Linked DNA regions of Homo sapiens: region 2 is linked to region 1. A link is an interaction called in ENCODE POLR2A ChIA-PET data of the cell type or tissue named here. Cell type or tissue: MCF 10A. All regions are shown on one strand. Each heading gives the region's core, and the rest is flanking DNA. Links, peaks and the distances in the headings are about the cores only. Region 1 holds the start of LMAN1L (lectin, mannose binding 1 like). Region 2 holds the start of FAM219B (family with sequence similarity 219 member B).

Evidence for each region. ChIA-PET counts read pairs that join two places held together with the same protein. Peaks named below come from ENCODE experiments on the same cell type or tissue, not always from the same donor. Only the 100,000 strongest peaks of a DNase experiment are listed, where the experiment ranks them.
Region 2: POLR2A ChIA-PET joins it to region 1 with 5 read pairs; 16 of 35 experiments call an interaction of 5 or more read pairs at or near these places.

What each region holds. Positions count from the first base shown.
Region 1 is chr15:74,801,390-74,813,744 of GRCh38, forward strand. CSK (C-terminal Src kinase) reads left to right here. Exons shown (of 13, transcript NM_004383.3): 10 at 133-206; 11 at 306-501; 12 at 608-694; 13 at 942-1,808. The coding sequence ends at 1,124. It overlaps LMAN1L (lectin, mannose binding 1 like), which reads left to right and starts at 11,446. Exons shown (of 14, transcript NM_021819.3): 1 at 11,446-11,640. The coding sequence starts at 11,466. RefSeq lists an enhancer at 1-142. In MCF 10A, for the core only: no CTCF peak of the experiment used is centred there; a DNase peak (open chromatin) is centred at 7,072.
Region 2 is chr15:74,897,634-74,908,685 of GRCh38, forward strand. It overlaps MPI (mannose phosphate isomerase), which reads left to right. Exons shown (of 8, transcript NM_002435.3): 8 at 1-4,586. The coding sequence ends at 97. It overlaps FAM219B (family with sequence similarity 219 member B), which reads right to left and starts at 9,218. Exons shown (of 5, transcript NM_020447.5): 1 at 8,954-9,218; 2 at 8,645-8,732; 3 at 7,521-7,598; 4 at 7,031-7,079; 5 at 2,359-5,153. The coding sequence starts at 9,167. The coding sequence ends at 4,986. RefSeq lists enhancers at 1,079-1,578, 7,828-8,634, 8,635-9,439, 9,281-9,560 and a silencer at 8,921-9,220. In MCF 10A, for the core only: no CTCF peak of the experiment used is centred there; no DNase peak of the experiment used is centred there.

The sequences.
Region 1 (12,355 bases), core at 5,615-8,114:
TCTGGCCCCTCCCCACTCCTTCCCTGTCTCACACCTCCCTGGAGTGTCAACACCCACCCGGCCCCAGCGTGCTGTGTGAGAGGGCTGCAGGGCACGTCTGACCTCGGCCTGGTCTGTCCTTCCTGCCCCCAGGGGAGCCTTGTGGACTACCTGCGGTCTAGGGGTCGGTCAGTGCTGGGCGGAGACTGTCTCCTCAAGTTCTCGCTGTGAGTGAAGCAGCCTCTTGGATGGGTAGGGTTTGAGGGGTACCCTGCCCTGCTATGGGAGCCCCAGTCTGAGGGGACATGTGGCTGGCCTACCCCCAGAGATGTCTGCGAGGCCATGGAATACCTGGAGGGCAACAATTTCGTGCATCGAGACCTGGCTGCCCGCAATGTGCTGGTGTCTGAGGACAACGTGGCCAAGGTCAGCGACTTTGGTCTCACCAAGGAGGCGTCCAGCACCCAGGACACGGGCAAGCTGCCAGTCAAGTGGACAGCCCCTGAGGCCCTGAGAGAGAAGGTGGGGCTGGCCTCCCCTGGGGCCTACAGAGGTGGGCAGGAGTCCTGGGTCACTCCCCACCCTGGAGTCCCAGGATCTGACGCTGCTTCTTCCATCCACATGGCAGAAATTCTCCACTAAGTCTGACGTGTGGAGTTTCGGAATCCTTCTCTGGGAAATCTACTCCTTTGGGCGAGTGCCTTATCCAAGAATTGTGAGTATGGGTACTGGGATCAGGGTGGCTCTTGGAGCACCGGAGGGGTTGGCAGGGGCGTGAGCCTCCTTGGGCCCTGCCTCCCCAATCAAGGCCTAGAAGCCTCAGGCCTGCCCTGGGGAGCTCACAGGCCACTCTCCGGGCCTGGGTCTGCGGCAAAGCTGATGGGCATCCCTGAGAGGCTGCTGGGTAGGTGTCCTCTCTGAGGCCAGGGCCTGGACTGACTCCTGCCTCCCCCTGGCCACAGCCCCTGAAGGACGTCGTCCCTCGGGTGGAGAAGGGCTACAAGATGGATGCCCCCGACGGCTGCCCGCCCGCAGTCTATGAAGTCATGAAGAACTGCTGGCACCTGGACGCCGCCATGCGGCCCTCCTTCCTACAGCTCCGAGAGCAGCTTGAGCACATCAAAACCCACGAGCTGCACCTGTGACGGCTGGCCTCCGCCTGGGTCATGGGCCTGTGGGGACTGAACCTGGAAGATCATGGACCTGGTGCCCCTGCTCACTGGGCCCGAGCCTGAACTGAGCCCCAGCGGGCTGGCGGGCCTTTTTCCTGCGTCCCAGCCTGCACCCCTCCGGCCCCGTCTCTCTTGGACCCACCTGTGGGGCCTGGGGAGCCCACTGAGGGGCCAGGGAGGAAGGAGGCCACGGAGCGGGAGGCAGCGCCCCACCACGTCGGGCTTCCCTGGCCTCCCGCCACTCGCCTTCTTAGAGTTTTATTCCTTTCCTTTTTTGAGATTTTTTTTCCGTGTGTTTATTTTTTATTATTTTTCAAGATAAGGAGAAAGAAAGTACCCAGCAAATGGGCATTTTACAAGAAGTACGAATCTTATTTTTCCTGTCCTGCCCGTGAGGGTGGGGGGGACCGGGCCCCTCTCTAGGGACCCCTCGCCCCAGCCTCATTCCCCATTCTGTGTCCCATGTCCCGTGTCTCCTCGGTCGCCCCGTGTTTGCGCTTGACCATGTTGCACTGTTTGCATGCGCCCGAGGCAGACGTCTGTCAGGGGCTTGGATTTCGTGTGCCGCTGCCACCCGCCCACCCGCCTTGTGAGATGGAATTGTAATAAACCACGCCATGAGGACACCGCCGCCCGCCTCGGCGCTTCCTCCACCGAGCCTGCTTGTCCTGCCCGGTCGTCCCTCCCATGCCATCTTGTCCATCCCCCTGTGTCTGTGAGTGGGGCTGGGTGGGGAGCATGGCTGGGAGATGTAGCCGCCGCTTTGTGTCAGCTGCACGAGTGAGTGTCCTTGTGTCTGCCCTCCGGGAAGTGCTCACCAGTTGCCCTGCTGCCGCCAGGCCCAGCTCCGGGGCCCCATCTACAGGATGCTGCCTGGGGGTTCCAGCTGCCTCCCCTGCTGTTTTCAAGCCTGCCGCACAAGGAGGGCTACAGCTAGGGATGGGAGGGAGCCCAGGCCTGCACAGATGGGAACGGGGTTCTAGTCAAGCCCCCTGTGCAAGAGAGAGAAAAAGCAATGGTGGGCCCAGTGGGCTTCCTCTGGCAGGAGGAGAAGTGTCTCATGCCTGAGAAGATGCTGACCCGGAGAGGGACGGGAAAGCTCCTGGTGGTTCTCCAGTTTCACCCACGATGTCACAGCTTTGCCCTGTCCCCACCCCTGCCATGTGCCAGGCCTTAGGTCATACCAGACTTGGCAGGGGTTGAGGATGCAGGGCAGAGGGGAGATCCTGGCACCTTCCAGTCAGGGGGAGTCCCTCCCCACCCCACCTTGTCGGGGAACATATAGAGAATGTGGACCAGCCATGAGATTTTCTCCCCTCACTCAGGTTGTCCAGGGGCAGTGGTCAGTACAGAACCTCTGAAGGTGTGAGGAGGCTTCATGTATTCCCTGAGGCAGGCAGGTGGGGTGTTCCCCTGTCCTGTTGTGGCCCCGACCCTTCCTCTACCAGCCAACAGGACCTGAAATCCAGGAAGATCTGACTTCGAAGTCTACCTTGTGTCTGTTCCTCAGCCCCACTGTAGTTCCATCTACCAGTGCAACAGCCTCCTCGCCGCCTCCACTTCATCTTCTCTGCATACTGCCAGACTTAATTTTTCTAAAACTACACCATTCATTCAACAACAAATATTTGAATACCTGCTGTTTGCTAGGACTGAGGTTCATCAATAAGCAAAACACACCCTGTGGAGTCCACAGTTGGGAAGACAATCAAATAGTCACATATAGACAGTGACAAACTTAAGTGCTACATGAGGAACACAAAACATGGGAATCTTTGTAGATCAGGGAGGGCTTCTGGAAAGAAGCAGCGTTTAAGCTGAGATCAGAAGCAGAATGAACAGGTTGTATGGCAGGAGTTAGCAGCATTCCAGGAAGAGATGCTGAGACTGGAGGGAGGGCAGCTTTGTCTCAGATCTCCAAGAAAGTGGGTGAGGATGGACGAACAGCCAGGCCTGAGAGGTGAGGCTGTGGCTGTGGCAAAGACTTAGCTTTTATCAAACAGAGAATAATGGGAAGCCAATGACAAGTTTGATCAGGAGGGTGAGATGTCAGATAATTTTTGTTTGTTTGTTTGTTTTTGAGAAGAAGTCTTACTCTGTCACCCAGGCTGGAGTGCAGTGGTGCCATCTCAGCTCACTGCAACCTCCAGCTCCTGGGTTCAAGCGATTGTCTTGCCTCAGCCTCCCAAGTAACTGGGATTACAACAGGCATGCGCCACCATGCCTGGCTAATTTTTGTATTTTTAGTGGAAACGGGGTTTCGCCGTGTTGCCCAGACTGGTCTCAAACTCCTGACCTCAGGTGATCCACCACCTCGGCCTCCCAAAGTGCTGGGATTACAGGCGTGAGCCACTGCACGCGGCCCAGATATGTGTTTTTGAAATCACCCTAGCTACTGGTAGAGGAGTTTCAGAGAGTACAGTGAGGACTGGTCCAGATGAGAGACGGTCTCCAGAGAGATTTAGCTCCAGAGCTAAAATTGACCGAACTTGGCTATGGATTCAGTGTGAGAGTGGAGGAGAGGGAAGGGCCGTAGCAAGGCCTGATTGAGCAGAACGGATGCAGGGAGGGCAGCAGGGGGCATCTGCTGAGCGAGGACAGGAGACTCATGCTTAGGAGGGAGTATCATGAGCTCTGTTAAGGACATGTTAAGGTTTTTGTTGTTTTGAGACAGGGTCTCGTTCTGACACCCAGGCTGGAGTCCAGTGGTGCAAACACAGCTCACTACAGCCTTGACCTCCCAGGCTGAAGCAGTCCTCCTGCCTCAGCCTCTCAAGTAGCTGGGACTACAAGTGCCTGCCACCATGACTGGCTAATTTTTAAATTTTTTGTAGAGACGAGGTCTCCCTATGTTGTCTAGGCTAGCCTTGAACGCCTGGGCTCAAGCAGTCCTCCCACCTCGGCCTCCCAAAGTGTTGGGATTACAGGCGTGAGCCACCACACCAAGCCACACATTGAGTTTTAAGTGAGGCTTTGAAACTGCCAAGAAGCTGGGCGCGGCGGCTCACGCCTGTAATCCCAACACTTCAGGAGGCCAAGGCCAGTGGATCACTTGAGGTCAGGAGTTAGAGACCAGCCTGACCAACATGGTGAAACCTCGTCTCTACTAAAAATATAAAATTAGCTGGGCGCAGTGGTGCACACCTGTAATCCCAGCTACTCTGGAGGCTGAGGCAGGAGAATTGCTTGAACCCAGGAGGCAGAAGTTGCAGTGAGCCGGGATCATGCCACTGCACTCCAGCCTGGGCAACAAGACCAAAACTGCATCTCTCAAAAAAAAAAAAGGTCAAGAAGAGGAGGTTGACCATGCCAGTGCCATGTCGTAAAAGCCAAGGAAAAAGAACTTCAAGAGGAGGAAGCCACCAGGGTCCCCGCCTCCCAGAAGGCACAGAGATGGAGGCTGAGTCTGCCCCTTGGTTTTTATTTATGTATTTATATTTATTTTTTGAGACAGAGTCTCACTCTGTCACCGAGGCTGGAGTGCAATGGCACGATCTCGGCTCACTGCAAGCTCCACCTCTCAGGTTCACACCATTCTCCTGCCTCAGCCTCCCGAGTAGCTGGGACTACAGGCGCCTGCCACCACTCTCGGCTAATTTTTTGTAGTTTTAGTAGAGACGGGGTTTCACTGTGTTAGCCAGGATGGTCTTGATCTCCTGACCTCGTGATCCACCCGCCTTGGCCTCCCAAAGTGCTGGGATTACGGGCGTGAGCCACCATGCCTGGCTATTTATTTTTTTTGAAATGGAGTCTCGCTCTGTCGCCAAAGCCAGAGAGCACTGGCACAATCTCAGCTCACTGCAACCTCCACCTCCCAAATTCAAGCAATTCTCCTGCCTCAGCCTCCCAAGTAGCTGGGATTACAGGTGCCCACCACCACGCCTGGCTAATTTTTGTATTTTTAGTAGAGACAGGGTTTTGCCATGTTGGCCATGCTGGTCTTGAACTCCTCACCTCAGTGATTCATCCATCTCGGCCTCCCAAAGTGCTGGGATTACAGGCATGAGCCACTGCACCTGGCCAAACTGCCCCTTGGTTTTAGCCACAATGTCTGTGTTGATAAGGGCTGATTCCAGATCACAGTGACTAGAGAAGGGTGTGAGAAACGCAAGAGGTGGACAGTCTGAGAAATGAAGTTGTAATGGAGAGATGAGAGAGGAAGAGTGACAGGAGGATGTGGTGGATTTAGGGTTTTTTTCTTTTTCTTTTTCTTTTTTTTTTTTTTTTGAGATGGAGTCTCGATCTGTCACCTAGGCTGGAGTGCAGTGGCGCAATCTCAGCTCACTGCAACCTCAGCCTCCCGGGTTCAAGTGATTCTCCTGCCTCAGCCTCCTGAGTAGCTGGGACTACAGGTGCCCACCACCACACCCAGCTAATTTTTGTATTTTTAGTACAGACAGGGTTTCACCATGTTGGCCAGGCTGGTCTCGATCTCTTGACCTCCCAAAGTGCTGGGATTACAGGCATGAGCCACCGCACCCGGCTGGTAGATTTAAGACAGCAGAGTCTTGAGCAAATTTGGCTGCCAAAGGGAAGGACATTGACCTTTAAATTGTACTGAGTACTGAGAGTGAGGCAAGAGATATAGACAGGAGGGGTGGTATGTAGATGGTAGAGCCTTCCTTAGAGCAGGGGGTGGGTGGTGGGAACCCAGAACATGGGGGAACCGGCCTGAGATGGGAGAGGGATAGTCCCTCCGCAAGTGCAGAGAAGGAGGGAGACTCAGGCAGTGGTGCACTGATGAATGTTTAATATCCAAATCTAGGACACGGGCTGGGTGGGGTAGCTCTGATTTATAGCATTTGCTGATATCCGCGGAGTTAATACTCTGACTGTGGTCAATTTCAAGCACCAATCTGACTTCACTGAATACAGCGCTGGATGGGGATTCCAGCAATCAGCTCTCACAGCTGGTCCAAGCCAGCTAGGATTCAGAAACCCACAGTGAAGCCCGTGGCTATAGGGTCACAACAGGGGCCAGCCAAGCAACACAACAGAGATGGGCCAGGCATAAAACAACAGGAGAGAAGGGACAGGGCTCAGCCAATGGGACCCTGAGGGTTGCAGGCTCAGATGGCTGGGTGTTCCCATTCATCTTTCCTTTTTCTTTTTTTTTGAGAGGGAGTCTAGCTCTGTCACCTAGGCTGGAGTGCAGTGGCATGATCTTGGCTCAGTACAACCTCTGCCTCCTGGGTTCAAGCGATTCTCGTGTCTCAGCCTCCCCAGTAGCTGGGATTACAAGCGCCTGCCACCACACCTGGCTAATTTTTTTATTTTTAGTAGAGAGGGGGTTTTGCCATATTGGCCAGGCTGGTCTCGAACTCCTGACCTCAAGTGATCCACCCACCTCAGCCTCCCAAAGTACTGGGATTACAGGTGTGAGCCACTGCACCCAGCCTCTCTGTTTCTGCTTGTTTTTTTCCTCTTTCTTTTCTCTCATCTCTCCCTTCTCTGCCCTGGCAACTGGCTCATCACAGATGAGCAAGACATAGATCCTGCCCTTAAGGAGCTTGTGAACTGATGGGGAACCTTCTCAGGACTCAGTCTGCTGTCCGGAAAAGTGGGGGAATACCTGCCACCAGCACCCCACCAATGGGGCAGAGGCGGTGGGAAGTGCAGGGCGGCTCCTCAGACACTCAAAGAACAGGCAGGGACAGCAAGGGCATTCCTGGCAAAGGAAGGGCACTGCCCAGCCAAAGGTGGTGAGGTGCGACAGCGAGCTGACCAGCTTGCTGGGGCTCAGACGCCAAGGGGTGTGGCTTGGAAGCCAGTGAAGCTGAAGCGAAAGCAGGGGCCTGGACCTCACCTGCCTCTGTAGGCCCAATGAGGAGCTCAATGTTATGGGAAGATAGCCAGAAGCAATTGAAGGGCTTAGGACAGAGGTGTGGCATGGCCAGATCTGTATTTTATTTTATTGTATTTATTTATTTTTTTTTTGAGAAAGAGTTTCGCTCTTGTCCAGGCTGGAGTGCAATGATGCAATCTCGAGTCACTGCAACCTCTGCCTCCCGGGTTCAAGCGATTCTCCTACCTCGGCCTCCCGAGTAGCTAGAATTACAGGCATGCACCATCATGCATATTTGGTATTTTTAGTAGAGACGGGGTTTCATCATGTTAGTCAGACTGGTCTGGAACTCCTGACCTCAGGTGATCCACCGGCCTTGGCCTCCCTAAATGCTGGGATTACAGACGTGAGACACCGCACCCAGCCCAGATCTGCATTTTAGAAAGACCTTTTTCACTGCAGTCTGGGAGACGGTGAGGAGGCTGCAGTCAGCAGGTAGTGGGGAAGAGGAGGATAAAGGGGCTGCTGTCCTATTGAGCTGAGCACTGTCTGCCAGGCCCTGTTCTAAATACGTTCCATGTAACTTTTCAAACAACTCTTGGAGGCATATACCATTAATGCTCCCATTTTACAGATAAGAAAACTAAGGCTTGGCAAGATTAAGGAACCAGGTAACACGGTATGAATGGCAAGAACAAATGTAAGAACCTGCCTATGGCTAGATGTGGGGATGAGGCAGAGGGAAGGATATGGGAGCAGTTCCACTCTCTGGTGTAAGGGGGCGGTGCCACCTGGGAGACCTGAGGCCTGGAGGAGGATGAAGGGGCTGGAGAAGAGGAATTCAGTTTGGAATTCCTGGGGGCCTTAGTGACATCCAAGCAGAGATGTCCGCTGCAGAGAGACACATTCATTCAAGTCTTCCAGGAGAGGCTGGCTAGAAGTAGATTTGAGAGTGTGCACAGGGATGTGCTTGAAGTCATGGGCATGGAGGAGCTTGGTCAGGGAGTGTGGGGTTGAGGAGAAGCAAGCCCTGAGGCTTATGGGGGTAGGGAGGGAGAGCAGCTGGCAAGGGATTAGTGAAGGGAGCAGCCAGGGGCAGGGGGAGAAGCAGGTGGGCCTTGGGGGGACTCAGGGTACAGGAGGGGTCGGGGAGAGCAGGTGGATGTCAGCAGCATTTCAAGCGGCAGAGACTGGGTTGAGAAGAGTCTCCTAGGACCAAAGAACAGGCATAGCTGCTCAGGCCTTTGCGAGGGCGTTTTCCATGGAGTGGTGGGGACAGGATCGGGAAGCCAAGGGCTTGAGGATCCAGTGGGCTTGAGGGGCTTGAGGATCCAGTGAGGAGGCGGGGACAGAATGGACAACCTGTCCACCAGTGTGGCTGTGAAGGGAGGAGGAGCAGATGGAGGCAGGTGAGGGCTTGGTGTTGCAAAATGCTTTTTTTTTTTTTTTTTTGAGACAGAGATTCACTCTTGTCGCCCAGGCTGGAGTGCAATGGCGCGATCTTGGCTCACTGCAACCTCTGCCTCCTGGGTTCAAGCGATTCTCCTGCCTCAGCCTCTTGAGTAGCTCAGATTACACGCCTGGCTAATTTTGTATTTTTAGTAGAGATGGGGTTTCACCATGTTGGTCAGGCTGGTCTTGAACTCCCAACCTCAGGTGATCCGCCTACCTCGGCCTCCCGAAGTGCTGGGATTACAGGTGTAAGCCACTGCACCTGGCCTGTGAAATGATTTCTCATAGCATGTTCTAACATTTCACATGTACAACTTTGATTTTAATCCATTTGTAAAGCTTCAGTCACTGACTCCTATTGGGAACCTCCAAAGCACAGTAAAATTTCAGCTATCCAGGATTCTTGGCAAATGAGTCATTCTGGAAAACCAACTTTTATTTGGATGAAAATATTTGAAATATAGGATTTCTTTCTTTCTAAAAAAAATTTTTAATGAAAATTTTCAAATATATAAAAATAGGCCAGTGTTGTGGCTCACACCTGTAATCCCAGCACTTTGGGAAGCCAAGGCAGAAGGATCACTTGAAGCCAGGGGTTCAAGACCAGCCTGGGCAACAAAACAAGACCCCCATCTCTACAAAAATAAAAATTAAAAAATTAGCTGGGGGCTGGGCGCTGTGGCTCATGCCTGTAATCCCAGCACTTTGAGAGGCTGAGGTGGACGGATCACCTGAGGTGAGGAGTTCGAGACCAGCCTGATCCAAAATGGTGAAACCCTGTCTCTACTAAAAATACAAAAATTGGCCAGGCGCGGTGGCTCACACCTGTAATCCCAGCACTTTGGGTGGCTGAGGCGGGTGGATCACGAGGTCAGGAGATCAAGACCAACCTGGCAAACACTGTGAAATGCTGTCTCTACTAAAAATACAAAAAAATTAGCTGGGCGTGGTGGCAGGCGCCTAGTAGTCCCGGCTACTCTGGAGGCTGAGGCAGGAGAATGGCATGAACCCGGTGGGGGCAGAGCTTGCAGTGAGCGGAGACTGTGCCACTGCACTCCAGCCTGGGCAACAGAGGGAGACTCCATCTCAAAAAAAAAAAAAAAAAATACAAAAATTAGCCGGGCATGGTGGTGGGTTGGTGGGTGCCTGTAATCCCAGCTACTCAGGAGGCTGAGGCAGGAGAATCGCTTGAACCTGAGAGGAGGAGGTTGCAGTCAACCGAGATCCCGCCACTGCACTCCAGCCTGGGTGACAGAGTGAGACTTCGTCTCAAAAAAAAAAAAAAAAAAAAATTAGCTAGCAAGGCACGGTAGTGTGTGCCTGTAGTCCCAGCTCCTCTACAATCCTGCCATTGCACTTCAGTCTGGGTGACAGTGAGACCCTGTTTCAAAAAATAATAAAAGTAGAAGATATAAGGAACCCCTGCATCCCGCCATCCAGCTTCAGCACTTACCAACTCAAGGTCAATTCTGTCTCATCTCTACCCCACCTGCTCACCAACAAGCCCTGGAATATTTTGAAGCAAATCCCCGATGTTACAGCAATTCATCTGTAAAGCTTTTGTATGTTTCTCCAAAAGACACTTTAAAAACATAACCACAAGCCAGGCGTGGTGGCTCATGCCTTTATTTCCAGCTATTCAGGAGGCAGGAGGATCCTTTGAGCCCAGAAGTTTGAGTCCATCCTTGGTAACATAGGAAGACACCACCTCTCAAAAAAAAAAAAAAAGGCCAGGCGCAGTGGCTCACGCCTGTAATCCCAACACTTTGGGAGGCCAAGTCAGGCGGATCACGAGGTCAGAAGATCGAGACCACCCTGGTTAACACGGTGAAATCCCATCTCTACTAAAAAATACAAAAAATTAGCCAGGCATGGTGGCGGGCACCTGTAGTCCCAGCTACTTGGGAGGCTGAGGCAGAAGAATGGTGTGAACCCGGGAGGCAGAGCTTGCAGTGAGCCAAGATCGCGCCACTGCACTCCAGCCCGGGCGATAGAGCGAGACTCCGTCTCAAAAAATAAATAAATAAAATAAAATAAAAAATAAAAAACATAACCACAATACCATATTAGTTCTCAATTTTTTTTTTCGAAATGGATTTTTGCTCTTATCACCCAGGCTGGAGTGCAATGGTGCAATCTCCGCTCACTACAATCTCTGCCTCCCAGGTTCAAGTGATTCTCCTGCCTCAGCCTCCCAAGTAGCTGGGATTACAGGCATGCACCACCAGGCCTGGCTAATTTTTTGTATTTTTTTTTAGTAGAGACAGAGTTTCACAATGTTGGCCAGGCTGGTCTCGAACTCCTGACCTCAGGTGATCCACCTGCCTTGGGCTCCCAAAGTGCTAAGATTACAGACATGAGCCACAGTGCCCTAAAATTTTTAACAATTCCTCAATATAGTCAAATATCCATTGTTCAAAAATATCCATTGTTCAAATTTCCCCAATATCTTTTTTTTTTTTTGCAGTTGGGTTAAAATTTGGCTCCAAACAAGGTCTGCACGTTGCGTTTTTGTGCTGTCTCTAAAGACTCCCTTCTTTTTTCCATGTAATGCTTTTGTTGAGGAAACCAGGCTGCTTGGAAGGATGAGCCTGGGGGAATTCGGGAGAGGGAGAGAGGGGGCAGGGAGGAGAGAAGGATGGGTGTCCAGATAGATGTGCCATCCATGCTGGGGGACACAGGCAGAATGTGGAGGCCTGTCTCCCTAACTGGGAGGGGAGGCCAGGGCTGCTGAAGGGTGGGGGCCAACCCTGGGCACCCCCCCTTCCCCTCTGCCGCATCCAACTGCTGGAAGTGATGGGAGACAGAAAGATGGCCTGAGTCAGGAGCAGGGGCAGAGCTCAGGTTGTCGTGGGGTCCCGCTGCCCACGTCAGACTGGAGGTGAGGGATGGGCGGGGCCTGACAGCAGGCCTGGAAGGAACAGGATGTCTATGCTGGAGATAGAGGGAGAGGACAGTGCCAAAACCCAGCTCCTGGCCAGTCCCCAGCTCCTCCCTGCCTGGCCCTATCCCAGGATCCCCTCCCCGGCCTCCCAGCTATGATCTACCCCGGGGCCCAGACTTCAGGCGCCTTCACGATGCCGGCGGTCAGTGGTCCAGGTCCCTTATTCTGCCTTCTCCTCCTGCTCCTGGACCCCCACAGCCCTGAGACGGGGTGTCCTCCTCTACGCAGGTTTGAGTACAAGCTCAGCTTCAAAGGCCCAAGGCTGGCATTGCCTGGGGCTGGAATACCCTTCTGGAGCCATCATGGAGGTGAGGGGCAGGGGTGGGGACCAGCTATGCCCAGGGTCCCTCAAAGTGCTGGAGGGGCTGTGACTTGGTGGGGAGTGGGTCTGTCACAGCCATCCTCTGTCCAGGGTGGGGCAAGGCCTGGGACAGTGCCAGGCACCCCAGGACCCCTTCCAGGCTTGTCTCCTGCTCCACCGCCTCAACACCCCCCACCCCTGCCCAAGCTGTTTCTCCTCTGCCTCTCTGCTTCCCTGCCCCAGGACTTCTCTCTTCTCCTCTGCCTCTCCTTGGACCCCTGCCCTTCCTCTACCTCTGACCTGTGAACACACAGACACATGCTCACACACTAAGTCCCAGGCACACAGAAGGCAATGTGGACCAGCACAAACCTCCACTCTCCCGGCTCCATCCCAGCGGGCCTGTGGCTGGCCATGAGAACTGGGGGCTACCTGGAGGGAAGCATCCTCATCCCAGGTGAGTGGGCACCAGCCCTTCCCTGTATGTGTGTTGTGGGTGGAAGCAGGCATGAGAGCATCTTAGCCCATAGGTTTGTATTCAGGGACTTCCAAACCCAGACCTACAAAGAGTGTGTCTTCTACCAGATCTTGTTCAAAAAAGGGTTTGTGATGATGGAACTACACGATAGAGGGAGTGAGCAAGAACAATGAGGATTAGAGTGGAGCGTGAAATAGTCTAGGAGCATGGCTTCCAAAACATATGCTGTGAGGTCTGTCCACCT
Region 2 (11,052 bases), core at 1-2,500, 91 kb after region 1:
TGGTGGCGTGCTCTTCATTGGGGCCAATGAGAGTGTCTCACTGAAGCTTACTGAGCCGAAGGACCTGCTGATATTCCGTGCCTGCTGTCTGCTGTAAAGGCTGCAGCCTCCCCAGCTCTCCTCTGCCAGCCACCCTAAATTCCAGCCAACCTCACCTCCTCGGGCCCAGCTCAAGCCCCCTTCCTTGCTCTGGACCCCTTAGGTATACCCTGGAAGAGCTGGGGTGGGGGAGGAGGGAGCGTGAAGGTAGTGACTCCTGAACACACCCAGGTGGAACCATCTTTGGGGAGGAGAGGCCCGTGTGAGGGGTCTGATACTCCCTTTGTCTTCCCTCTCTACTCCTCGCTACACCTGAGCCAGGCTCTTGCCAACTCTGTTCCAGCCTATGGCTTTAGGCTAGCTGTTAAATATGTGACCCAGCATTAGCTCAGCATCTGTCAGAGCAAGAGACCAGGTAATTTCTAAGAACAGGGTTCTAGCGATGGGACTGCCCATTTCCTCAGCTGCAGAGGAGGAAAGGGAAAGGGTAGGCCTGTAGACTAACGCTGTTTACACCCTTGTTCTGTCAAAGCAATTAAAGATCACTTGTGTTGAGGCTGTGGGGTAATGAGCACTCAGCCTTTGGGGTACCTGTTCCTAAAGTGGGCCAAAAGAGCCCTCCCTACATGATGCCCCAGTTTTTGCTTTATTCCTATTTCATACAGCTTCTCGGGGGAGTGAGCAGGCTACACTCCAGAACACCGGTATGGGAAGGAGTGGGAGAGGAAGCCAGCTTTGGCCTCACAGGCACAGCTTGCAAGCAGGCCTTGGGTCTGCCCAGAGGCACAGCTTGCAAGCAGCCCTACAGAGAAGGTGACTCAAAGGATACACCAGTCACCAGTGCAAGACTCTTCGCTCCTGTTTTTCTCTTTTTTTTTTTTTTGAGACGGAGTCTCGGTCTGTAGCCCAGGCTGGAGTGCAGTGGCACGATCTCGGCTCATTGCAAGCTCCGCCTCCCGGGTTCACGCCACTCTTCTGCCTCAGCCTCCCAAGTAGCTGGGACCACAGGCGCCCACCACCACGCCCAGCCAATTTTTTTGGTATTTTTAGTAGAGATGGGGTTTCACTGTGTTAGCCAGGATGGTCTCGATCTTCTGACCTCGTGATCCGCCCACCTCAGCCTCCCAAAGTGCTGGGATTACAGGCGTGAGCCACCACGCCTGGCCCGGCTCCTGTTTTTCAACTGGCCCTAGAGGAGGGGTCCGCAAACCAGGCTGGCAGGCCAGTTCTGGCCATACCTGTTCATTTCCATACTGTCTGGCTGCTTTCAAGCCACAGTGGCAAAGTTGAAGAGTTGCACTAGACTGTACGGCCTGCAAAACTGAAACCATTGACTGTCAACCACTTCTCTACAACATACTCAACTGTTGCAGATTACAGGGACTCAGGAACCGAATTAGACAATTTTCATGGCGAGGAGAAGCCCAGTTAGCTTTCCTAAACGGGCAGGAAGTGTGAAGGAGGGAATCTCCTGATGCCCTGCTCCAGGGGTGGCACACACCTGCAAGAGGCTGTCGGCTGTCTGCTGCTGCTGAGGTTTCTGACCTGCAATCGTAGATCCTGTCACCACAGACTAATCACTTAGTCCACTGGCTCCTTCCTGTGGGATAAAGGTTTAAATTCATGCAAAAGAATCTTTCTGGGCTTCTGCCCACACTAGAGTCCCTATACAATGGAGTTCCAGGAAACCACCTTCAAAAATCTCCTGGGTTTTCTTGCCTCCAAATTTTCTTCAGCTAAAAAACAATAAAGATGAGCTGGAAAGAAAAGGTCTGCTAAAGGGAACCCATTCTACAGAAGTGACTTGCAAGAGCCTATTTCACTCATGCCGTCCAGTGAAACAGGCCCGAAAGTGATGCCCAGTGGGAACAGCAGAAAGGGGAGGGAGTTTCCAGAAGGAATTGCTGTAGTCAGCTGTTAAGCTATTTCTTCATTTCAGGATATCCAGGATATTCTTAACTTTTATTTTTTTGAGACGGAGTCTCGCACTGTCTCCCGGGCTGGAGTGCAGTGGCGCGATAGCTCACTGCAACCTCCGCCCACTGGGTTCAAGCGATTCTTCTGCCTCAGCTCCTGAGTAGCTGGGACTACAGGCGCCTGCCACCACACCCAGCTAAGTTTTTGTATTTTTAGTAGAGACGGGGTTTCAGTAGAGACGGGGTGACAGGATCTACAATTCCAGGTAAGGTCAGGTTGGTCTCAAACTCCTGACCTTGTGATTTGCTTGCCTCAGCCTCTGAAAGTGCTGGGATTACAAGCATGAGCCATTGTGCCTGGCCAAGGCCTTTAAAATCCACTGCAACACAGACACAGCTCAACTAGTGTGATTGCATTTATTCTTATAAATGTACAGAGCTGTAGAAGTGCAAGCCAAGAGTTCTATAGAGTAGTACATAAACACCATATGGTACCACTCCTGCTGGGAGGTAAGCCTGGATACACCCCTCTCCTCAGGAAACTGTCACCTGCAGAACACACAGCACTCAGAATTAAGGCAGTTTGGCCCTGGGCACATTGGTGGTATTTTGGTATGTGGCCACTGGCCCTAAACAACTGACCATTTCTACCCTGCCTCACTGCACTGTCCCACCAGGTCCCTCCAGCTTTTTCTACAAGGTAACACCCTCCTACATGGGGTCAGCCAGCTCAGAAACCTCTTCTTCAGGGACAGTTGCAGCTGAATATGCCAGAGCTGATTATTACAACAACGATGCAGAGGGCCTTGGTTTTGGGGTCCTGCCACCCTCACCCCTAGAAGCTGCTAAACACCCAGGCCATTCTGCCCTGACCACCTCCCCAACAGAGATGTAGGTCTATACTTACCTTCCACAGCCACCTCCCAGCACACACTGGGTCCCTCTACCTGTGTTGCTGTCTTTCTTTACACTGTGCTACATTTGATCCCTTTCCACATGTGCACTTCACCTCTGCAGACACAAGAAAGGCCTGGACATGGTCTCTGCAGATGGGGAAGGGGTTCTGGATGGAGATGTTCTTGAGCTCTACAAGCATTTGCACAAAGTGCTCAGAATGTTGGCCACTGCATAGAGCTGCAGAGTCCCATTCCAGAACAGAGTAACCATCTGCCTCTCTTCCCAAGACCCCAAGCTGGCATGACTCTGGTCTCTGTCCTATCTCTCTGCTGTGATGCTCCTAGCTAGTAGAGTAAGTCAGCCCCCAGATACTGTATATTCCTCTCAACCTTCCATGGTTTGAGAAAAACACAAAGATAGATGTCCATCAGGCACTCACAGGATTACCATCGTAAGGATGGTTGTCAGACAAATAACAAATAAGGCCGTATCTTTTTATTAGACTTGCTCATCTTCTAGTCACCCCTTGTGGTAGAGCGAAAAGAGTGTGTTGTCCCTCTCATGCCTCTGGTGGTCACAGGACACTGAGTAAAGCAAGAGACTGGATACTTTCCCATGTAGAACCTATACCCCAATCCCGACTATTGGGCTGGGAACCCTGTCTATGCCCATTCAAAGCTCACCATGTGGGAGGACTGCTTGGGCCTGGGAGGTTGAGGCTGCAGTGAGCTGTGATTACACCACTGCACTCCAGCCTGGGTGACAGAGACCCTGTCTCCAACAAAACAAAGCAGAACGCTCACCATGGTTCTGAGTTAAGCCAAAAAACAAAACAAAACCTGTTGGAAAAATTCTAGAAAGAGGCTTGGTATAGAGTATAGCAAGATATACTCTCCAATTTGTGGGTAGGGGGTGTCACAGCAGAAATTATGCCTATTTCTGCTGTTTGGGCTGGGGGCTGAAAGAGGCTGTGTCACACCCAGAGGTCTGCTTAAAGCCCAATCCTGAGTATCCAGTAAGGCCCATGCTGTGACCAGAAGAATCTGGCAATAGAATGGTCCATGCTGGAGTGAAGGGAGGCCCTCTACACTGGTGGACTGATTTCCTCAGGCAAGGGTCTAGGAGCTGGCTTAGGTCTCTCTTACCCTTCCTGTCTGTAAGCCTCAGTCTAGGACAAAGCCCACACAGCTGTATACCCACTCTCACGAGTCCATTGCTACTTCTCAAAAGTTTAAAAAGTAAACAATAGGAAGGCACCGGACTGCTCCCTGTAGCTCCCTCTGCTGGTAATAATAAAAACTGCAGGCTTCTGGGGCCAGCCCCAGTACCTTCGACCTAATCTTTAGCTCAAAGACTGGGTGAAGAAACTCACCCAGACCAAGGAAATACAAATAAATAAATATGAACATGTCAGAGCAGTTTTTCTCTAACTAGGGAAGGGCAAACCAGAATCACTAAACTCACCCGGACGGTTGGACCAGTTGGGGATGCCCCAGGTCCAGGGATTCTGGAAGCCAGGATCCTGCTGTATCATTAAGCAACCTGCTATGATCCCTGTCATAGTTAGACAGGTGCAACCTGAAGAGGGACAAAAGGACTCACTTTATGCTGTCTTGAAGGTCAAGCCTGCAAACCATCTTAGAGCTAGGAAGAATAGAGCAAACGGAATTTCTCGAACTGGTCTCAAACAGTTTCTTTTTTGGATTGCCAGCTATAATAAACCATAAAGTGCTATTTTCTGCCTCCATTCAACACTATCTAGCACAGCCTGGGCACAAGAGCTCCCTTTTTGCCTCCCTGAAGCACTATGACAAATACCAATCAAGCTGTCTGCAAGTGTTTTCCTTAGCCACCTTTGTCACCCACCATAAGAACCAGAATTTTCTGTCTTGCCCTTATTAAAGTGACTTCTCCAAACTCTGCTCCAACAGCAGAGGAAAACTACAGAATTCTACCTATCAGCCCACAGCCCAGATGGGGGCCTCTGGCCTGAGAAGCAACAGGTAAGGGCTACCTGCAGGTCACTTTCTAGGGGTCAGTGACTTCAGTGCTCACTGCACTGTGTGAGCTATGAGTGGCCAACAGGGCTCTGTAGGCCTCATGGTGAGCAGGGCCCACCTTGGAGGGTAATGTCTACTGGAGGGTACAGGAAGAAGAGTCCCCAAGACAGCACCAGCAGCAGGAGCATGTTGAAGAGGCCATGGGCTTAGGGGGGATGAGGTCCAAGTCCTCGTCATCTGGAATCTCATCCAGGTGATACCCATCCTGAAGCAGCTGCCGGCTCACATCCTGGTTCACCTGCTAAGAGAAGGAGAGGAGGGAACTATAGGCCAAGATGCAAAGCAGAAGTAACTGCTACCCAAAAGACAGAACCACATTCCGTTACCAGGGCTTCCTGTCCATGTCCCACCCCAGGCCAACCCCACACATCCCTGGACTACAGGAGGAAGTACCACCTTCTCCTACTTGTGCCTCAGCCAGCAGTAAGCCTTAGTACTGTCCAGACTTCACTGTCACTGACCCCCAGGGATCTGTTCTCACTAAATCCTGAGGCATTCATGTAAATATCGAGTTCCCAATATGTTTGAAAATCAGTGCTCTGACAGTTCCCACTGGGAGCCCAGACTAGTCCCTATCAAAGCTGAAGAATATGGGATAATAACAGAACAATGGGCTAGCGTAGTAGAGCATGGGTTACAGTGGAAGGGGGTGGTGAGCAGCTTTGTCTACACACTGCTGGTTAGACTTATCCTTTGATGCCAACAGAGGTGGGTTCCTGCAAAGTGGAATTTGTTGGTTGGTTTCATCAGTTCACTGAACATAAGAAAAATAAGGCTGGGCGTGGTGGCTCACGCCTGTAATCTCAGCATTTTGGGAGGCCGAGGCAGGTGGATCACGAGGTCAGGAGATCGAGACCATCCTGGCTAACATGGTGAAACCCCATCTCTACTAAAAAATAGAAAAAATTAGCCAGGCGTGACGGCGGGCGCCTGTAGTCCCAGCTACTCGGGAGGCTGAGGCAGGAGAATGGCGTGAACCTGGGAGGCGGAGCTTCCAGTGAGCTGAGATCATGCCACTGCACTCCAGCCTGGGCCACAGAGTGAGACTCTGTCTCAAAAAAAAAAAAAAAAAAAAAAAAGAAAAAGAAAAATAAATGAGGCTGGGGAAAGTGTAAGACTTCCTCTTACACACAATCTTTGACACTCAGACATTTAAGGAGGACAAAATTTGCAAACTGCTCTATTCTCTGTGACAGAAACTCAGAGATTAGCCAAGATTTCCAGGAGAGTAAGAAAAGCAAGTGGTGTAGAGTCAGGTCCCCAGCACTTCACCTCTGTCAAAGGGAATGGGCTTCACTTGCCAGGATTTTACATCCCTGTTTTTCTATCTGGGACAGTCACTCTAGAAAAATGTCTACATGGCTATCCCAGGAGTGTTTTAGCCTGAGTTTTCATAGATGGAACAACTGAAGAAACAGAAGTTGTTTGGTCTGGAAGAAAGCAAGCTTGGTGAAAGATGGGCAGGGGAGAGACGGAAATGCTGATCTCAGAGAAACTAGAGTTGCTGTGTGACACTGGAAAGCAGGTCAAGGACCAATGGACCCATTCAGATTAATAAGGAAGATTTCTCTAACAGCTACTCAAAGAAAAAATTCTGTGTGTGTTGAGGGAAGGGTGGGTAGCAAGGCTCCTTGGAGGTGGTCAGTACCCAATTACAAAAAGCATTCAAGTAAGCACAGACTAGCAAACACTTAGCTGGGATCTATCAAAAGGGTTCCTTTTGTAAGCTGTGGCCTAGAAGACTTTTATTTTAGAGTCTTATTTTAGAGACAGGGTCTTGCTATATTGTCCAGGCTGGTCTTGGAACTCCTGGGCTCAAGCAATCCTCCTGCCTCAGCCTCCCTAGTAGCTGGGACTACAGGCATGTACCACCATGCCCAGCTTACATGACTTCTGAGATCATTTCTAGCCCTGAGTCTAAATGGTCTCCTCGATTCTCAACAGCCCTCCTTGGTCACCTATACCTCCACCGGGGGAAGAGGGCAGAGTGGAAGATCGTAGAACAGACCAGAAGTCTGGCACAGTGCTGTGCTCACAGCGGGCACCAAACAAGCATTTGGCAGTGGTGGTAATGCTGCCTGCAGCCTGGCCCTGCACAGAAAGGTGTTCTGGACTTGCCTCTGCAGATGAATACCCGGAGGAGTATCTGGATCCCAGCTCCCCATCACTAGGAGAAGAGGAAAACAGTCAGTTCCGGGAGGTACCTGTGGTGCACAGCTGTAAATCATCAGGCGGAGAGCATGCAAGGGCATCTGGAAGACTTTTGAAGCAAAGGCCACACACAACAGAACTCAAGTCCGAACAGGCCTTGAATAATACTGGTTCCCTCAATTGGTTCTGGCAGGGACAGGGTCACTCTCACTAACAATGCAAACATAACAGGGCAGGATGATCCCCCGGACATTGGTGCTCCGAATTCTAGAGCAGCACGATTACCTATGAGTCTTCTAACCAAGCCATCCTGGGAAGGGATATTGTTCAGAAGAGAACGGCCCTGGAATGTACATGAAGGGCCTTGGAGGAGACAGGGAACAAGCAAAGGCATCAGGCGATCTTCAGTCCCAGCCAAGTTGCTTCCCAAGGGGGTATTTCCAAGGGGAGCACTCACCTGTCAGAGTCGAGGGACACCAGGTTTTCATCTGGACTCTGGCTAAGAGCAGTATAGCCCTTGTTAAACTTCACTGACCTGAGGGGAGACGGGGGAGAAGAGACCAAACATAGATGAAAGCATAGGCATTTCACAGGGATAGGCAGAGTCCTCGCCCTGAAGGAGAAAGAATTGACTGCACTACTGACTTGCCTTCTCCCTGGTCACAGCCACCACTGCCTGCAGCTCCATGTACCTGGCTACAGTGCCTCAGAATGTGTATGTTCTCATTCTTTTTTTCTTTTTTTGGAGACAGAGTCTGGCCCTGTCACCCAGGCTGCAGTGCAGTGGCGCGATCTCGGCTCACTGCAATCTCCGCCTACCATGCTCAAGTGATTTTCCTGCCTCAGCCTCTTGAGTAGCTGGGACTACAGGCGTGCCCAGCTAATTTTGTATTTTTAATAGAGACGGGCTTTCACCATGTTGGCCAGGCTGGTCTCGAACTCCTGACTTCAAGTGATCCACCCGCCTCGGCTTCCCAAAGTGCTGGAATTACAGTCGTGAGCCACCACGCCCGGCCTGTATTCTACTCCTCCCATAGGTCTTGGAAAAAAGCACACCTCCCCTTGCCTGATCTAGGAAAAGCACCCTCTCCCCACTTATTTAATCAGAGGACACAAAAACTGCAAGTCTTTGGGTAAAAGGTTAGGGTTAACCTTCACTTCTCCGAGTTTCAACCCTCATCTGTAAAAGGAGGCACTGAATAAGGTTCTATGCAGCTCCGAGTTTACTATTCTGTTAAAAACAAACAAACAAAAACAGGTCTAGCCATTCCCACACTGCTCTTCGTCCTCATTGCTGGGGACTCCAGCCACCATTCTCCTCCCTAACAGAGGAGGAGAATGATAGTGAATGAGCCTGTGCACTCACAGAACTCCCTTATTCCGAAGCCCTTTATCTGATCCTATCACATCCTTAAAGGAAAAGAGAGATTGTTCCTCTTCCCATTTTAAAGATAGTGAACCTGACAGGTTGCATCAGGGGAATCGCTAGCTCGGCCTTAAACCAGAGCACCCTGCCTCCGTCCTGGGGATTAAAGCCTTCTCTAAAGCTGCTGGCACAGAGGAGGTGGCGCCTGCTGAGACCTTTTCCCTGAAGAGTCTGGGCGGTTCGGCGAGGCCCCCAGCATGCCTTTTCTCCGCAGAACGGCCTTGGCCAGGTCCCGGTGCTTCTCTGGAAGTTAAAGGACCCGGGTCAGCCGGGTCTTCCCCACTCCGCCGCGTCTCCCGAAGGCTGGGAGGCCGCTCTTTCCGAACGGATTTTGAGGGGCGAGAGCAGGCTGCAGCTAACCCCTTCCCTCCGGGGCCGAGGCCCAGCGGAGCTCCGGAACCCGCCCTGGGGACGCGGCCGCCCGCCCAGGGAGAAACCTCCCCCGACCATCGGGCCACACTCACGCAGCTTGGCTTGAATGGAGGGTGCGCGCGTCACCATGTATGGCCCCCGCTTTTCCACGGCCGCGGGGGTGCGCTCCCCCAGACGGAGGGCTCTATTACCGATCTGCCCGGAGGGTGGCCCCGCAGCTCCCGGCGCGCGGTCCCGAGCCCCGCTGGGCCGGGGTCCCGGGGTAGACAACCGCAACGCGCGCCCGCTGGGCTCCGCGGTCGCCATGGCCGGGCCCCGCCCTGCCGGATGGTGCAACCCCGCCCGTGGCGAAAGAGTGACCGGCCGAGGGAGAGGCGGGCTCTTTTAACAAGATGGCGGTGCGCAGGCGCAGGTAGTCCCCTTTCGGAGCTCTCCGGTTCGGTAGTCTGAGGACTTGGCCGAAATGTTCCGCCCTTCTTTTCGGGGGGACCGGGCAGTTCCGTTCTCGGTTTTGGGGTAGGCGGCTTGAGCCTGGTGATGGTTAGGCTTAGTTCTGTCTCTAGTGGAAATTAAATACTGATACTGTCGTGGGGCTGCGCGTGTGCGTCGGTCGGGTGCCCACGGTTTGAGTCCTGGCGCGCCGCACTCTGTGCTTCTCGCAGTGTCTCCTTGGGGGTCTCCCCACATGTGGGGCTGCCAGAGAGCAGACTTGGGTTGAAGAGTCATATGAGGACAAGCGTTATCAGCGACCTTTTCTAGCAAAAGAAACAGGCCCCAGAAGTTAAAGAACCTTGTGAAGGTGACACATCTAGAGGCAGTGCTTGCGCTGATCCATCTGACGCCAAACCCCACCTTCTTTCCAACACCAATTGGTGCCTGTGACATTGGACAGGACCTGACCCTCTCTAGGCCTCAGTTTCCACATTTAAAAATAGAGCCAATGTCACTACTCATTGTACAGTGAGGCAAATAGGCGTTGAAAAGGAGGGTGAAAGTGCACTCTGAGTCTGTGTGTGGTAGGCTATGTGTCAGGGCTCTTGACTTCTCTAGCCCCCAAGGGATGTGCTTGTGACTGGCTGGAAAGAAACTCCAGATCCTTGTAGAACTCCCAAATCTCATGAGGCTGTCCCTTGACTAACTTACTGGCTTCAATAGGGTAGGTCAACAGTGTGCAACCTCCGAGCTCCCAGGGCCACGCAGACCGTTGGGTGGCACTATGCCTTGGGCAAGAGAGGTGAAAAGGAAGAATTTAGGGCTGAAGTTTTCAAAAATCAAAAGCACAAAGGAATCCTTACCATTTTGGTAGATTCCCCCCACTCCCCATGATGTTAGACTGTTTTTGCCTCCAGAAACAGCAGGTTCATATAGCTCAACTTAGTATTTAATGGTTATAACCTCCCAATGAAGCCAATAGTTATTCTTGTTAAACAAATGAAGCTTAGACTTGGTCAAGTTTACCAGTTAAGTGATAAACCTGGAATTTGTACCCAGTTGCCTGTGGACTCCAAAGAAGTAGTTTTCTGGCCGGGCACAGTGGCTCACATCTGTAATCCCAGCACTTTGGGAGGCTGAGGCAGGCGGATCACCCGAGGTAGGGAGTTCAAGACCAGCTTGGCCAACATGGTGAAACCCCATCTCTACTGAAAATACAAAATTAGCCGGGCGTGGTGGCGGGTGCCTATAATCCTAGCTATTCAGGGGCTGAGGCAGGAGAATCGCTTGAACCCAGGAGGCGGAGGTTGCAGTGAGCCGAGATCAGGCCACTGCACTCCAGCCTAGGCAACAGAGCAAGACGCTGTCTCAAAAACAACCAACCAACCACCCCCCAGCCAAAAAAAAAAAAAAAAAAAACCAACAAAAAAACAACGAAGTGGTTTTCTCCTGGTTATGCTGATGTGGACATCACCAAGGGCCAAAGAAAATGTGATTTAAACCAGCAGTCTCCAGCCTTTTTGGCACTAGGGGTTGGTTTTGTGGAAGACAGTTTTTCCACGGGGTGGAAATGCGGGGGCTGGTTTTGGGATGATTCAAGCACATTTATTGTGCACTTTATTATTACATTACAATATATAATGAAATAATTATACAACTCAACTTAGAATCAGTAGGAGCCCCAAGCTTGTTTTCCTGCAACTAGACGGTCCCATCTGGGTGTGATGGGAGACAATGACAGATCATCAGGCATTAGATT